Regions from separate parts of the Homo sapiens genome. Here region 2 is linked to region 1. Evidence: read pairs that join two places in POLR2A ChIA-PET (ENCODE). Cell type or tissue: OCI-LY7. All regions are shown on one strand. Each heading gives the region's core, and the rest is flanking DNA. Links, peaks and the distances in the headings are about the cores only.

Region 1 (8,101 bases), core at 2,146-7,145:
TACTCAGGAGGCTAAGGTGGGAAGGTCACCTGAACCCGGGAGGCGGAGGTTGCAATGAGCAGAGATAGTGCCACTGCACTCCAGCACTCCAGCCTGGGTGACAGAGTGAGATCCTGGCAAAAAAAAAAAAAAAAAAAAAAAGAAAGAAAGAAAAAATGGGCAAAGCACTTGAATAGATATTTTTAAAAAGAAGATACACAAATGGCCAATAAGCATATGAAGAGATGCTCAACTTCAGACATCATTAGGGAAATACAAATCGAAACCACAAAGAGATACCACCTCACACACTTAGGATGGTTACTATGAAAGAAAGAAAAGAGGCCGGGTGCAGTGGCTCACACCTGTAATCCCAGCACTTTGGGAAGCCAAGGTGGGCAGATCACGAGGTCAAGAGATCGAGACCATCCTGGTCAACATGGTGAAACCCTGTCTCTACTAAAAATACAAAAATTAGCTGGGCATGGTGGCAGGCACCTGTAGTCCCAGCTACTTGGGAGGCTGAGGTGGGATAATTGCTTGAACCTGGGAGACACAGGTTGCAGTGAGCCAAGACTGCACCACTGCACTCCAGCCTGGTGACAGAGCAAGACTGTGTCAAAAAGCAAAAAACAAAACAAAACAAAACAAAAAGCCGAAAGAAAGAAAAGACAAGAAAGAAAATAACAAGTGTTGGCAAAGATGTGAAGAAACTGGGACCCTTGCACCTCTTGGTGGGAATATAAAATGGTGCAGCTGCTATAGAAAACAGTATGGCCACTCCTCAAAAACTTTAAAATAGCGTCACCATATGATCCAGCAATTCTATTTCTGGGTATATACCCAAAAGAATTGACAGCAGGATCTCCAAGAGATATTTATACACCCATATTCATAGTAGCGCTATTCATAATTGCCAAAAAGCTGAAGCAACCTAAGGTCTATTGACAGATAAATGGATTTTTAAATGTGGCATATATATTATAATGGAAGGAAAATCCTGTCACGTGATACAACATAGATGAACTTTGAGGACATTATGTTTTGTGATATAAGCCAGTCATCAAAAGACAAGTATTGGGCCCAGCATGGTGGCTCACGCCTGTAATCCCAGCACTTTGGGAGGCTGAGGCGGGTGGATCACTTGAGGTGAGGAGTTGGAGACCAGCCTGGGCAACATGGTGAAACCCCATCTTTACTAAAAATACAAAAACTAGCTGGTCATAGTGGCGCGTGCCTGTAATCCCAGCTACTCAGGAGGCTGAGGAAGGAGAATTGCTTGAGCCTGGGAGGCAGAGGTTGCAGTGAGCTGAGACCACACCACTGCACTCCAGCCTGGGCAACAGAGCAAGACTTTGTCTAAAAAAAAAAAAAAAAAATCATAGAGACAGAAAGTTACATGGTGTTTGCCAGGGGCTCGGGGAGGGGACAATGGGGAATTGTTTAATGAGTGTAGAGTTTCTATTTTGCAAAATGAAGTTCTGCAGATTGGTTACTCAAGAATGTGAATGGTCTTAATGCTAATGAACTACACACTACACTATGGCAAAGATGGTAAATTTTATGTTATGTGTATTTTACCACAATTAAATTTTTTGTGTTGTTTTTGTTTTGAGACAGAGTCTCACTCTATCGCCCAGGCTGGAGTGCAGTGGTGAGATCTCGGCTCCCTGCAGCCTCCACCTCCAGGGTTCAAGTAATTCTCCTGCCTCAGCCTCCCAAGTAGCTGGGATTACAGCCATGTGCCACCAGGCCCAGCTAATTTTTATATATTTTTTTAGTAGAGATGGGGTTTCACCATGTTGCCCAGACTGGTCTTAAACTCCTGGCCTCAAGTGATCCGCCCACCTTGGCCTCCCAAAGTGCTGAGATTACAGGCATGAGCCATCACAACCAGCCTACACTTTTTTTAAATTACCACATTGCACACTTGAAATGTGTATAGCCTACAGTGGGGCAGAGCAGGGAAGGGGAGGTGAGGGAAACGTACTGGAAGTGATAGATACATTGAACAGCATTGTGATGATGGTTTCATGGCTTCAGAGGTGTAAACTTTTCTCCAAACACATCAAGTTATATCCATTAAATCTACAGCTTAAAAAAGATCTACAACTTAAAAAAGCAATAAATAAGTGTCATTTACCCTATGTCACTTTTATCTCAATAAAGCTGTTTTTAATTTTTTTTTTTTTTTTTTTTGAGAACAGAGTCTCACTCTGTTGCCAGGCTGGAGTGCAATAGCATGATCTCGGCTCACTGCAACCTCTGCCTCCCGGGTTCAAGCGATTCTCCTGCCTCAGCCTCCCGAGTAGCTGGGACTATAGGTGCCCGCCACCACGCCTGGCTAATTTTTGTATTTTTAGTAGAGACAGGGTTTCACCATGTTGGCCAGGATGGTCTCGACCTCTTGACCTCATGATCCACCCGCCTCGGCCTCCCAACATGGTGTGTTTTTAATTTTTTTAATTCAGTTTTTACAAATTCAATGGGATCCTATCCCTCTGCTGCTCTAAACCTTCCATGGGCTTCCCATTTCACTCAGAGTAAAAGCCACAGTCCTTGGAATGACCCACAAGGTTGTAGATGATCTGGTCCTGAAGTCACAGTTTCCTCATTCCCATTCTTCTCACCCTCACCCGTACCAGGCCAGCTACACCGGCCTCCTTGCTGTTTTCTCAAACACACCAGGCACCCTCCCTGGGCAGTTACCCGGGCTGCTAGCTTTTACACAGAAGGCTTTTCCCCCAGGCAACTTCATGGCTCACTTCTTCACCTCTTTCAAGACTTGATTCAAACGTCACCCTCTCATCAGGGTCTTCCCTGCGTGGTATTTAAAACTCAAACAGTCTCCGACTCTGTAAGTTTCCATCTTTCTTCCCTGCTTTATTTTCTACACAGCACTTATCACTAATAAACCACATTTTATTTTTTATCTATGTCTCTCCTGACTGGAGCTCAAAAAGACAAAGATTGTTTTTGGGTTTTTTGGTTTTGTGTTTTGTTTTTTGTTTTGAGACAGAGTCTCACTCTGTCGCCCAGGCTGAGTTCGGTGGCGCAACCTCGGCTCACTGCAACCTCCACCTCCCGGGTCCAAGCGATTCTCCTGCCTCAGCCTCCCAAGTAGCTGGGATCACAGGGGTCCACTACCATGCCTGACTACTTTTTGTATTTTTAGTGGAGATGGGGTTTCACCATGTTGGCTAGGCTGGTCTCGAATTCCTGACCTCAGGTAATCCACCCTCCTGGTGCTCCCAAAGTGCTGAGATTACAGGCATGAGCCACAGAGCCCAGCCCACTTCTGGTTTTTAAATGGAAATTGATGACCTCAAATGCAGAAGTACAGACAAACCCTCTCTCGGGTCTCCATCTATGTGGAGGCAAAAAAGACCAAAGTCAGAAGTGCTCGGGGCTGCGTGGCCTCCCTCCTCCACCAGGTCCAGCATTTCCCACACTTTGTGGGTCTGATGCTTGATTTTAGCAGCCAGGGTGTATAAGAAAGGAGCGCAGCTGGAGCCATCCTCCCCTCACCACTCGCAGTGGTCCGATGTCTCAGAGCATCCAGAAAAGAATGCAAACACCAATTAATCGGGAGGCTGAGGCAGGAGAATCGCTGGAACCCAAGAGGCGGATGTTGCAGTGTGCTGAGAATGCACCACTGCACTCCAGCCTGGGTGAAAGAGCGAGACTCCATATCAAAACAAACAAACAAACACTCAAACAGGCTTTTATGAGGGCTGTAACCCAATGGACAAGGCGCACTCTCTTAGCCTGGGAATGTCCCTGCTCTGAACCAGTTGCCTTGCCAACAAGCCACATGTTTCCACCCTGCAGAATCCAATTTCTGAGCAATGTGACAGTGACAGGTCCAGAGACATGCTACACACTCCCAAGGTGCCTTTGAACACCTGCTGAATCGTTAAGAACAATGTGTATCTCTGCATGTACTTAGCAACGTGGAACACGCACCAGGAAAATGCACATCACGCTCAGTTTATGCAGCAGCCCCCACCACCCCAGGCCACCCCCAAACATCTTGCAAGCTACAGAGCACACAAGGCTGAGCCACCTTCTTTATCACCATCATTCTCAGAATCACTGCAGACTCACTCCTTAAGTCCCAGATTAAGCATTAATATTAACACCTTAATATTAAGTTATTTAATCCTCACAACAACCCTATGATTTAAATGACTATTATCCCATTTCAGATGGAGGAAGCGAGACCTAGAAAGGGTAGGTAGCGCTGGGTACTGTGGCTCACACCTGTAATCCCACCACTTTGGGAGGCTGAGGCAGGAGGATTGTTTGAGGCCAGAAGTTCGGGGCCAGCCTGGGCAACACAGGGAGACCCCCTCCTCCCTATCTCTACAAAAAGAAAAATCTAAAAATTAGCCGAGTATGGTGGTGTGTACCTGTAGTCCCAGCTACTTGGGAGACTGAGGTGGGAAGATCCTTGAGCCCAGGAGTTGGAGGCTGCAGTGAGCTATGATGGCACCACTGCACTCCAGCCTGGGTGACAGAGCAAGATCATGTCTCTCCAAAAAAAAAAAAAAAAGAAAGAAAGAAAGGGTAAGTAATTATCCAAATTCACACAGCTAGAGAAAAATGACACCAGGATTTAAACCTAGACTGTCTGCCTCCAGAGTTTACCCTCTCAAACATTCCCCTATACTATGACTCTGTAATACTCCTTAAATGTGCAGGTTAAAGATTGTTGTAATTATCTTTGCTGCATAACTACCCACCCAAAAACTTCACAAAGAAAAATACCAAGTTCATTCTGCTCATGGACACAGTGGGTGAGGAATTTGGGCAGGACACCATGGGGACAGCTTGTCTCTGCTCTACCGCGTCTATCCAAGGCATCAGCTACAAAGGCTCAAAGGCTGAGAATGACTCAATGGCTGGGACTGATATCATCTAAAGCTATTGCACTCACGTCACTCTCTACACACGGTCTCTCCATGTGACCTGGGCTGCTCAGCCTGGTGGCTGCTTTCGAGAAGCAAGTGTCCCACAAGGCAGGAAGTAGAAGCTGTTGGTTTCTGAAGACGGATACTGGAATCCAGAGCAGCATCACGTCTGCCGTTTTCTATTGACCAAGCAGTCCCAGAGTCCAGATTCCATGGGAGGGGCAGAGACCCTACCTCTCAAAGAATTTTGTGGCCATTTTTTTAAACCACCAATAAGATCGTTTAGCCTAACTCCTTTATTTATTTATTTATTTATTTATTTATTTATTTATTTATTTTTATTTTTTGAGACAGTCTTGCTCTGTCACCCAGACTGGAATGCAGTGGCACGATCTCGGTTCACTGCAACCTCTGCCTCCCGGGTTCAAGCCATTCTCCTGCGTCAGCCTCCTGAGTAGCTGGAATTATAGGTGTGCACTACCACATCTGGCTAATTTTTGTTATTTTTAGTAGAGACGAGGTTTCACCATGTTGGCCATGCTGGTCTTAAACTCCTGGGCTCAAGTGATCCTCCCACCTCGGCTTTCCAAAGTGCTGGGATTACAGGCATGAGCCACCGCGCCCGGCCAGTCCAATCCCTTTAAATTCTATCTGAACAACTGAAGCTCAGAGAAGTTAAGCAATGTGTCCAAGATCGCATAATTCGTAAAGTGCTAGTGCCAGCATGGAACAGGTGCCTTCAGGTCCGGTCTCTTAACGCTATGCCACTCCGTCTCAATGTGGCTGCACGTTGAAATCACCTGGGGAACTTTAAAGAGTGCTGATGCCCGGGTGCCCCTGCAGAGATTCTGATTTGTTATGACGTGGCCTGGGCATGGGGATCTTTAAAAGCCCCCCAGGGGCTTTAACAGTCTGCAGTGTGAGAACCATGCTCTATGCAGTACCCCCAGTTGGTTCCATACAGGTGAAATCTACCACTGTTTCAGTGTCTCCACATTTGCAGTGGCCTTAGCCTACGATGGAAACAACTACACCAAGAACAGATTTCTGACACCTTCACCTGGTTCACTAACTTCATCCTGAACCTTTGTCCAACACGCCTAACAAATTTTTGTGTTTTTTGTAGAGACAGGGTTTTGCCACGTTGCCCAGGCTGGTCTTGAACTCCTGACCTCAAGCAATCTGCCCACCTCAGCCTCCCAAAGTGCTGGGATTACAGGCATGAGTCCCTGCAACTTACCACCTTCTCTTTCTTGATAATACTTTGTGGGGTTTTTTTGTGGAGGGAGGGATCTTAACCTTTATTTTATTTTATTTTATTTTATTTTATTTTATTTTATTTTATTTTATTTTATTTATTTATTTTTTGAGATGGAGTCTCGCTCTGTCACCCAGGCTGGAGTGCAGTGGCGCCACCTTGGCTCAGTGCAAGCTCCGCCTCCCAGGTTCACGCCATTCTCCTGCCTCAGCCTCCCTAGTAGCTGGAACTACAGGCTCCTGCCACCACACCCGGCTATTTTTTGTATTTTTAGTAGAGACAGGGTTAGCCAGAATGGTCTTGATCTCCTGAGCTCGTGATCCACCCACCTCGGCCTCCCAAAGTGCTGAGATTACAGGCATGAGCCACCGCGCCCGGCTGGTCTTAACCTTTATTTTAAGTTCAGGGGTACAAGTATGGGTTTGTGACATAGGTAAACTTGTGTCATGAGGGATTGTTGTACAGATCATTTCATCACCCAGGTATTAAGCCTAGTACTCATTAGTTATTTTTCCTAATCCTCTCCCTCCTCCCACCCTCCACTCTCTGAAAGGTCCCAGTGTGTGCCATTTCCCTCTATTTGTCCACGTGTTCTCATCATTTAGCTACCACTTATAAATGAGAATATGCGATATTTGGTTTTCTGTTCCTGTGTTAGTTCACTAAGGATAATGGCCTCCAGCTCCAGCCACGTCCATGCAAAGGACATGATCTTGTTCTTTTTTATGGCTGCATAGTATTCCATGGTGTATATGTACCACATTTTCTTTATCCAGTCTGTCGCTGTTGGGTATTTAGGTTGAACCATGTCTTTGCTATTGTAAATAGTGCTATGGTGAACGTATGTGTGCAAGTGTCTTCATAATAGAATGATTTGATCCCCTCATCTTCTGCCTCCCACCACCTTCCAGTGGCCCCTCAGAAGCAGCAATTTAACACTCAACGCTTCAACTATGAGTCATGCTCATCTCTTCACCGCCATCTGCCAAGCTCCAGAAATTTATTTCTGCCTTTGGAGCTCCTCACAGGTGGAGACCCAAAGGCCAGGTTATCCTGTTCACCCTGCCTGAGCCTCCTGGATAACCACTAACCCCAGTTATAACATTCCTCCTCCAGCTCCAAATATGTCTTCCTTCCTCTTCCTGGTCCATACAGCACTGGGCTAAAATTGTGTCTAAGTCATGCTTTTAAAAGTTTGATTCTGGCCAAGCATGATGGCTCATTCCTGTAATCCCAGCACTTTGGGAGGCCAAGGCAGGAGGATCCCTTGAGGCCAAGAGTTGGAGATCAGCCTAAGCAACATAGCAAGACCCCGTCTCTGAAAGAAAAAAAAAATTAGCCAGACATAGTGTCACACACCTATAGTCCCAACTACTCAGGAGGCTGAGGTGGGAGGATCACTTGAGTCTAGGAGTTGGAAGCTGCAGTGAACTATGATTGCACCACTTCAGTCCAGCCTGGGCAACAGAGAAAGACTCTGTCTCAATGTAAAACAAACAAACAAACAAACAAAAACGTTGATAGGTTGATTTTGTGAAAGCATCGGTTGACTTAGTGGGGGGAAAAATCCATCAATGTGATTATTTCACTGAAATAATTGATCAGTTGCATCCTATGTCTTCTATCATAACAAACTCGCCAAAAATATTAGCCTAAACAAGTATTTTTAGCATTTCTCCTTAGCTTCAAATTCTCATAAAGGGCAGATTTTTTAAATGCAGATGTAAAGAAAGAAACTTTCTGATATTGCTCTTCTACTAGATTTACTGATTTATATTAGGTTAGGAGAAGATCTTTACAGTTTTATCATGGGTACATATCTCCTGAGGATAATTTTATAAAATATATTTATGCTTCACTTTACACAAAATGAAATCTTCCTAAACTTCATAGGCAATTATTTCAAATATGCCAAAGAAAAGATATTGAAAGGAACTCTTTATCTGGGTTC
Region 2 (8,101 bases), core at 1,178-6,177, 140 kb after region 1:
TCTCAAGAGTTATGATTTATCTTAAGATATCCAGAGTTTAAGTACTTAAACTATCTCTACACTGTGAGTATTTATGTAGTCAAGTGAACTCTCTCAAGGCCCAGCTGTTCCCTATCTTGCAGATGAAATCAGCTGAGAAACTGTCCATCACATATGCTACCTGAAGAGTACAAACTGAGTCATCATCAATTTGAGACAAGACAAGGTTCAGTTTTGAGGCTAAATGACCTCAAACTTTCAGAACATCATATCAGACCATTTTTGGCTCATTTAGGTAATGGGACAACATGGTTTCCATGTATTCCTCCCGTGATGAATGTGGGTGACCCATTTCCTTCATCAGTGTCAATAATTCACATTAATATTTAGAGAGTTTGTCAAAGAGTATTTGCTTAGAAGATTTGATTCTGTTGTAGACCCTGTGAGCCAGGATGAGTTCTAGTAATACTGTGTTCCCATTTTTCAGACAAGGAAACCAAGGTACAGTTAAAAGGCATTCAAGTATTTACAGCACACCTACTATGTGACAGGTGCCACACAGTGCTAGGGGTACAATGAAAAGAAAATGCAGGTGTATTTTAAAAATTAGCCAGATGTAGTGGTGCACACCTATAGTTCCAGTTACTCAGGAGGCTGTGGTGGGAGGATTGCATGAGGCTGGAAGACAAAGGTTGCAGTGAGCCATGATCACACCAGTGCACACTAGCCTGGGCAAGAGAACAAGACCTTGTCTCAAAAAAAAAAAAAAAAAAAAAAAAAAAAGCCGGGTGCCGTGGCTCATGCCTGTAATCCCAGCACTTTGGGAGGCCGAGGTGGGCAGATCAATTGAGCCCAGGAGTTCGAGACAAGCCTGGCCAACATGATGAAACCCCATCTCTACTAAAGATAGAAAAAATTAGCCGGGTATGGTGGTGCGTTCCTGTAATCCCAGCTACTTGGGAGGCTGAAGCAGCAGAGTCACTTGAACCTGGGAGGCGGAGGTTGCGGTGAGCTGAGATTGCACCATTACACTCCAGCCTGGGTAACAGCGTGAGACTCCGTCTAAAAAAAAAAAAAAAACAAAACAGAAAACAGGCCAGGCACTGTGTCTCACACCTGTAATCCCAGCACTTTGGGAAGGTGAGGCAGGTGGATCGCTTGAGGTAAGGAGTTGGAGACCAGCCTGGCCAACATGGCGAAAACCCATCCCTACGAAAAAATACCAAAATTAGACGGGTGTGGTGGCAGGGGCCTATAATCTCAGCTGCTCAAGAGGCTGAGGCAGGAGGATCGCTTGAACCCAGGAGGTGGAGGTTGCAGTGAGCTGAGATTGCACCACTGCATTCCAGGCTAGTGACAGAGCAAGATTCCGTTAAAAAACAAACAAACAAAAAAAAAAAAAAAACAGAAAAGAAAAGGCAAATGCAATCTTGCTTCTGTCATTTCTTACTGTTTGATGTGGGAAATAATCAAATATTTGTGCCAACAAATGTAAAATTTTAACTGAATGTGGTGCTGCTTTCATTGACATATTCCATCAAACCATTGTACAAAGCCAGGCACAGTGGCTTACACCTGTAATCCCAGTGCTTTGAGAGGTTGAGGTGGGAGGATCACTTGAGCCCAGAAGTTTGAGACCAGCTTGGGCAACATGGCAAAACTCTTTCTCTACAAAAAACACAAAAATTAGCCAGGCATAGTGGCACACACCTGTAGTCCTAGCTACTCAAGAGGTGGGAGGATCACTTGAGCCTAGGAGTTCGAGGCTGTAGTGAGCTATGATTGCACCACTTTTCTCTAGTGTGGGCAACAGAGTGAGACCCTGTCTCAGAAAAAAAAAAAAAAAAAAGGGTCCAGGTCAGGTGGAGTGGCTCATGCCTGTCATCCCAGCACTTTGGGAGGTCAAGACAGGCAGATCACTTGAAGTCAGGAGTTCGAGACTAGCCTAACCAACGTGGTGAAACCCCGTCTCTACTAAAAATACAAAAAGTAGTCAAGCATGGTGGCAGGCACCTGTAATCCCAGCTACTCAGGAGGCTGAGGCAGGAGAATCACTTGAACCTGAGAGGCAGAGGTTGCAGTGAGCCGAGATCAAGCCACTGCACTCCAGCCTGGGCAACAGAACGAGACTCTGTCTCCAAAAATAATAATAATAAAATAAATAAATAAAGTTGAGGAAACTCAAAGAGGATAACTACATTGTCAAAAATCACATTCCTGGCCTGGCACAGTGGCTCACACTTCTAATCCCAACACTTTGGGAGGCCAAAGTGGGCGCATTGCTTGAGCCCAGGAGTTCGAGACCAGCCTGGGCAATATTACAAGACCCTATCTCTACTAAACAAAAAAAAAAAAAAAAAAAAAAAGAAAGGCCAGGTGGGGTGGCTCAGGCCTGTAATCCCAGCACTTTGGGAGGCTGAGGCGGGTGGGTCACTTGCAGTCAGGAGTTCGAGACCAGCCTGGCCAGCATGGCAAAAACCCGTCTCTAGTAAAAATACAAAAACTTGCCAGGCGTGGTGGCACATGCCTATAATTCCAGCTACTCGGGAGACTGAGGCATGAGTATCACTGGAACCCAGAAGGTGGAGGTTGCCTTAAATAAAAATAAATAAATAAATAAACAGGGTCTGGGGTTGAATTACAGCTCTGGGCACTTCCAGCCCTGGCATTATAGGTCTTTATAGCAGACCCAGACCCATTTGATGGCATGGCACCTTGGGAAGGGGGAGAAAAGGAAGAGGGATGCAGAGAGAGAGAGAGAAAACAGGCATTTCTCTTGCCTCTAGAAAGATGTTTAAAGTTAGGTTGAACTAGAATAGAATCAATTGAGGTGTGTAAATCAGATCGCATTTTAAGTGCTCAGAGAAGCTGCTATTTTTAAAAAAAGAACTCCTGAAGGCAATCTTCAGTAAAGTGAGGAGTTCTTTTGTAGAAGGCATAAATGCCCCTGGATTTATCCTCTTTTAATCGCCTAAACGTTTGTCTATCAGGTTTCCATAAGGCACTAGGTACATTTGTGCCTAATAACAATGAGTAGTAAAGTTAATGGTTGAGATGCTCTGATAAAGATTAATGCTTGACTTCCTCTTTGAATTCTCTCTTACACTGCGTTTGGCTTTGAAAAGTACTTTTCCCTTTGTACTCCAGCCTCTGAAATCATCCTTATAAAGTCACTTCATGTAGGAGACAGTGCGGAAGATGTTCTCTTTCCGAGAGCATGGTATGATAGGCATCCAAAATACCTTCTTTAATTAAGAACCATCTTCTGGCTGGGTGCAGTGGCTCACGTCGGTAATCCCAGCACCTTGGGAGGCCAAGGCAGGAGGATCGCTTGAGCCCAGGAGTTCGAGACCAGCCTGGGCAACATAGTGAGACCTCGTCTCTACTAAGAATTTTTAAACTTTAAAAATTAAGGCGGGCACAGTGGCTCACACTTGTGATCCCAGCACTTTGGGAGGCCGAGGCAGGCAGATCACATGAGGTCAGAAGTTCAAGACCAGCCTGGGCAACATAGTGAAACCCCATCTCCACCAAAAAATACAAAAATTAGCTGGACATGGTGGTGCATGCCTGTGGTCCCAGCTATTCGGGAGACTGAGACAAGATTGCTTGAACCCAGGAGGTGGAGGTTGCAGTGAGCCAAGATTGCACCACTGCATTCCAGCCTGGGTGACAGGGCATAACTCCATCTCAAAAAATAGTAATAATAAATATTTTAAAAATAAAAATAAAAATTAGGCATGGTAGTACACATCTGTAGTCTCAGCTACTGGGGAGGCTGAAGCCAGAGGATTGCATGAGGCCAGGAGTTCAAGGCTGCAGTGAGCTATGATCGCACTACTACACTCTAGCCTAGGCAACAGAGTGAGACCTTGTCAAAACAAACAAACAAAGAAAAGAACCATCTTCTGGAAATGGATGGATGATGTGTAATGAATGAGCAGCTTTGTGTCTGAGCTTTGGTTTGGGAAAAGCCATTTCAGCGAGCTATGTGAGACCTCAGTGTTTGTGTGTGTGTGTGTGTGTGTGTGTGTGTGTGTGTGTGTGTTTTGAGACAGGGTCTCGCTCTGTCGCCCAGGCTGGAATGCAGCAGCATGATCTCTGCTCACTGCAACCTCTGCCTACCAGGTTCAAGCTATTCTCATGTCTCAGCCTCCCAAGTAGATGGGATCACAGGGGTGTACCACCACACCCAGCTAATTTTTCTATTTTTAGTAGAGATGGGTTTTGCCATGTTGGCCTGGCTAATCTTGAACTCCTAGCCTCAAGCAATCCACCCACCTCGGCCTCCCAAAGTGCTGGGATTACAGGCATGAGCCACCGTGCCGGCCAGACCTCAGTGTTTCTGTTCTTGCAGGCTTCTCCTCTCAAAGCTGGCTAGCACTCCGGCCTCCATTTACAGCCACCGCTTCCTCTGCTCCACAAAGACAAGCTGTCTAAGTTAATCCATTAGTTAGCCTTCTGCATTTACACATAACACATGGTGCTCCATGCTTCATTAGGATGGACAAGGTGTTCCAGTCGCCATGTCCCTGCATAGAACGTACTGCGGTTGCTGTCCCCAAACAAATGCTTTCATACTCTGCACCCTTCCTGCCTCCGTCCGCAGCCTCTCTCCTCACTCTACGAACCTGGACAAAGCCTTCTGATCTCCTGCCAGCAACCACTTCTGTGTTGATTAATACTTCCGTCTCGCTCTGTGCCATGCCAAACCGAGCTGGGTTTGCTGCCCGTCCAGAAGAGCAAGAGCTATGCAGCTGGACAGATCTGTCGGCCCAGGGCAGGCGCTAGACACAAGGTGATTAAGGAAGATAATGATGAATGAAGGACTCACAGGTGAAAAATGACCTCTTTGCAATCCTTATTGATCCACCAGCTGAGGTCTTTTTTATGTGGAACCTAAATTTGACATTTCAAATTGAACCTGAATCTCGAATAGCTCATGCAATTTTAGAACTGGCAGTGATTTTAGATGGAATCCAGTATGTTGCCTAGATGGGGAAACTGAGGCTCACAGCATGAAAGTGACTTGCCTAAAGTAACAGAGTGTTAATGGCAAAGCTAGGGCTAGGACACAGATCTGAGGCTCAGGTTGCTGTCCTGGGCCAGGGCTAGGTCACCATTCCCGACTGCAGGGCTGTTTTCTTCTGCACAACCTAGGTTTTGTCAGTGAGCTAATGTTGTCTGTAAAGCATTCTTTTTACTGTCCCTTTGGGAGCCAAGGTCCAAATTATAACAGTATGACCTTGTCCTTTTTACGGGCAAATTTTTTTTTTTTTTTTTGAGACAGTCTCACTCTGTCACCCAGGCTGGAGTGCAGTGGCGTGATCTCGGCTCACTGCAAGCTCCGCCTCCCGGGTTCACACCATTCTCTCGCCTCAGCCTCCTGAGTAGCTGGGACTACAGGCACCCGCCACCACGCCTGGCTAATTTTTTTTTTTTTTTTTTTTGTATTTTTAGTAGAGATGGGGTTTCACCGTGTTAGCCAGGATGGTCTCGATCTCCTGACCTCGTGATCCGCCTGCCTTGCCCTCCCAAAGTGCTGGGATTACAGGCGTGAGCCACCGCGCCCAGCCTCTACAAAAGATTTTTTTAAAAAATAGCTAGGTATGGTGGTGCACACCTGTAGTCTGAGGCGGGAGGATCACTTGAGACTGGAATTTCGAGGCTGCACTCCAACCTGGGCAACAGAGGGAGACCTTATCTCTAAAAAATAATAATAAAATAAAAGAAGATGGACAGGGTGACGTATGGTGCTTAGGGAAAGGAAAACCAGTCTTACAGGGAGTAGCCAAGAAATGGCTCTTCTCCTTTTGGAGAGAGCTATCTTTTCTAAGAAGCATTTGACTTTGGGATTTATTTCTCCATGCAATGAACAACACGAGGATGAAATGAAGCTCCACCAAAACGAGCCCTGGCAGTCAGAGGCAATGGGGGGATGGAACTCCCTCTTAATGGGCAACCAAGAGTAACACCTGGATTGGCGAGAAATGCAAACTGCCTGGAAGCAGAGCAGGGCAGGCTCCACCCACGGTGTATGACAGATGCGGATTTCCCAGTTGAAATGTAAACCGCCCCAGGAACTCTTACTGGCACCATCTCAGTGATCAGTTAACACCTGAGCATGTATTGTCACCACAGAGTTCCTTGCCTGAAAGTATATAAATTTTACTTAAGAAAAGAGCACTAGGCCAGGTGCAGTGGCTTAGTCCTGTAATCCCAGCACTTTGGGAGGCTGAGGCAGGCGGATCACCTGAGGTCAGTAGTTCAAGGCCAGCCTGGCCAACATGGTGAAACCCCGTCTCCACTAAAAATACGAAAATTAGCTGGGTGTGGTGGTGTGCACCTGTAGTTCCAGCTGCTGGGGAGGCTGAGGCATGGGAATCACTTGAACCCAGCAGTCAGAGGTTGCAGTAAATGGAGATCATGCCACTGCACTCCAGCCTGGGTGACAGAGCAAGACTCTGTCTCTAAAAATAATAATAATAATAAATAAATACATATATAAATAAATATAGTAAAATGTTGATAATAGAATTTAGGTAGTGAGTATGTAGGTATATACTGTACAACTCTTTCAATTTTTCTGAAAGTTTAAAAGTTTTCAAAATAAAATATGAGGGAAAGTGAATCTTAAAAGTTAAATAAGTACTTGTCTGAGGGGGGCGGATCACGAGATCAGGAGATCGAGACCATCCTGGCTAATGCGGTGAAACCTCATCTCTACTAAAAATATAAAAACAAAATAAGCTGGGCATGGTGGCGGGCGCCTGTAGTCCCAGCTACTCAGGAGGCTGAGGCAGGAGAATGGTGTGAACCCGGGAGGCGGAGCTTGCAGTGAGCCGAGATGGTGCCACTGCACTCCAGCCTGGGGGCAGAGCGAGACTCCGTCTCAGGAAAAAAAAAAAAAAAGTTCAATAGGTACTCCCCAGGCAAACAAAATGAAGAAGGGCTAATCTAACACCATTTCAAACTTCCCAACCCTCATCTGCTTTTCCTGCCGTCTCTATAAAGCTTGGCAGCTAAATATTTACTTACCTCCCTCGCTGCTAGGGGTAGACACATGGCATGGTTCTGGTCAGTGAGACATTAAGGGAACTCTACTGGGCTTTTTGGGGAAAGTTTTCACTTAGTTGGTACTGCCCCTTCCTGACTTGAATACAAACATGGTATCTGGAGCTGCAGCAGCCCTTGCAACTGCAAAGGAAAATCTAAAAGAATCCAACTCCCACCCTGGCCTTATTAAGCCACAAAACCAATGTTAGCAGCTACCCATCTCCAGACTTGCTGGCTGTGTTAGAAAAATAAACCCTTATTTGTTTTAGCCACTGTTAGTCAAGTTTTCTGCAGCTGAAACATTCTGAGCAGAGGCAGAAGTGTAAAACCACCTGGTTTTCAGGTAATTGCAAGCAATTTGATGGCTACAGCCAGAGTCTGGGGACAAAAATGTGAATCAAGAGATGGAGCCAAAGAGGTAGGAAGAGGCCAGATCCTGCAGGGCTCTTTGCTATTCTGGGGACTTCAAATTCTCTGAAAGTAGCGCAGCTTGGGGGAAACCTGTTCAGATTCCCTTTCACAGCCATGATTCTTAAGCTTTTGTAAAGATCAGAATCATCTGGGGTTGAAAATATACAGTTCCCAAGCCCCACAGCCACAGGCAGAGATTCTGATTGTAGCTGTCAGAATCACACCCATATCCCTCCAACTTCTCCTCTTTTTTTTGAGACAGAGTCCATTTTTTTTGTGCACACTGGATTACAGTGGTGCAATCATGGCTCACTGAACTTCTGGGCTCAAGCCATCTTCCCACCTCAGCCTCCCAGGTAGCTGGGACTACACGTACATGAAACCATGCCCAGCTAATTTTTTTTTGGTAGAGACGGCATCTCACTGTGTTGCCCAGGCTGATCTTGAACTCTTGGACTCAAGTGGTCCTCCTACCTCCAGCCTCCCCAGTAGCTGAAACTACAGATGTGCCACCACCATGCCTGGCTAATTATTTTATTTAATTTTTTGTACAGACAAGGTCTCACAGTGTTGCCCAGGCTGGTCTCAAACTCCTACATAACCCCTCCTTTATGGGGAGCTTCCATGACTAGTCCCTGAACACTAAAGATTCCTA

Evidence for each region. ChIA-PET counts read pairs that join two places held together with the same protein. Peaks named below come from ENCODE experiments on the same cell type or tissue, not always from the same donor. Only the 100,000 strongest peaks of a DNase experiment are listed, where the experiment ranks them.
Region 2: POLR2A ChIA-PET joins it to region 1 with 5 read pairs; 3 of 35 experiments call an interaction of 5 or more read pairs at or near these places.

The regions. Positions count from the first base shown.
Region 1 is chr7:69,407,885-69,415,985 of GRCh38, forward strand. No RefSeq gene overlaps it. Among named protein-coding and RNA genes, the nearest start is that of CT66, 190 kb to the right of the region's middle. In OCI-LY7, for the core only: no CTCF peak of the experiment used is centred there; a DNase peak (open chromatin) is centred at 4,967.
Region 2 is chr7:69,545,185-69,553,285 of GRCh38, forward strand. It overlaps LOC105375346 (a long non-coding RNA gene), which reads left to right. Exons shown (of 5, transcript XR_927652.1): 2 at 123-274. Among named protein-coding and RNA genes, the nearest start is that of CT66, 48 kb to the right of the region's middle. In OCI-LY7, for the core only: no CTCF peak of the experiment used is centred there; no DNase peak of the experiment used is centred there.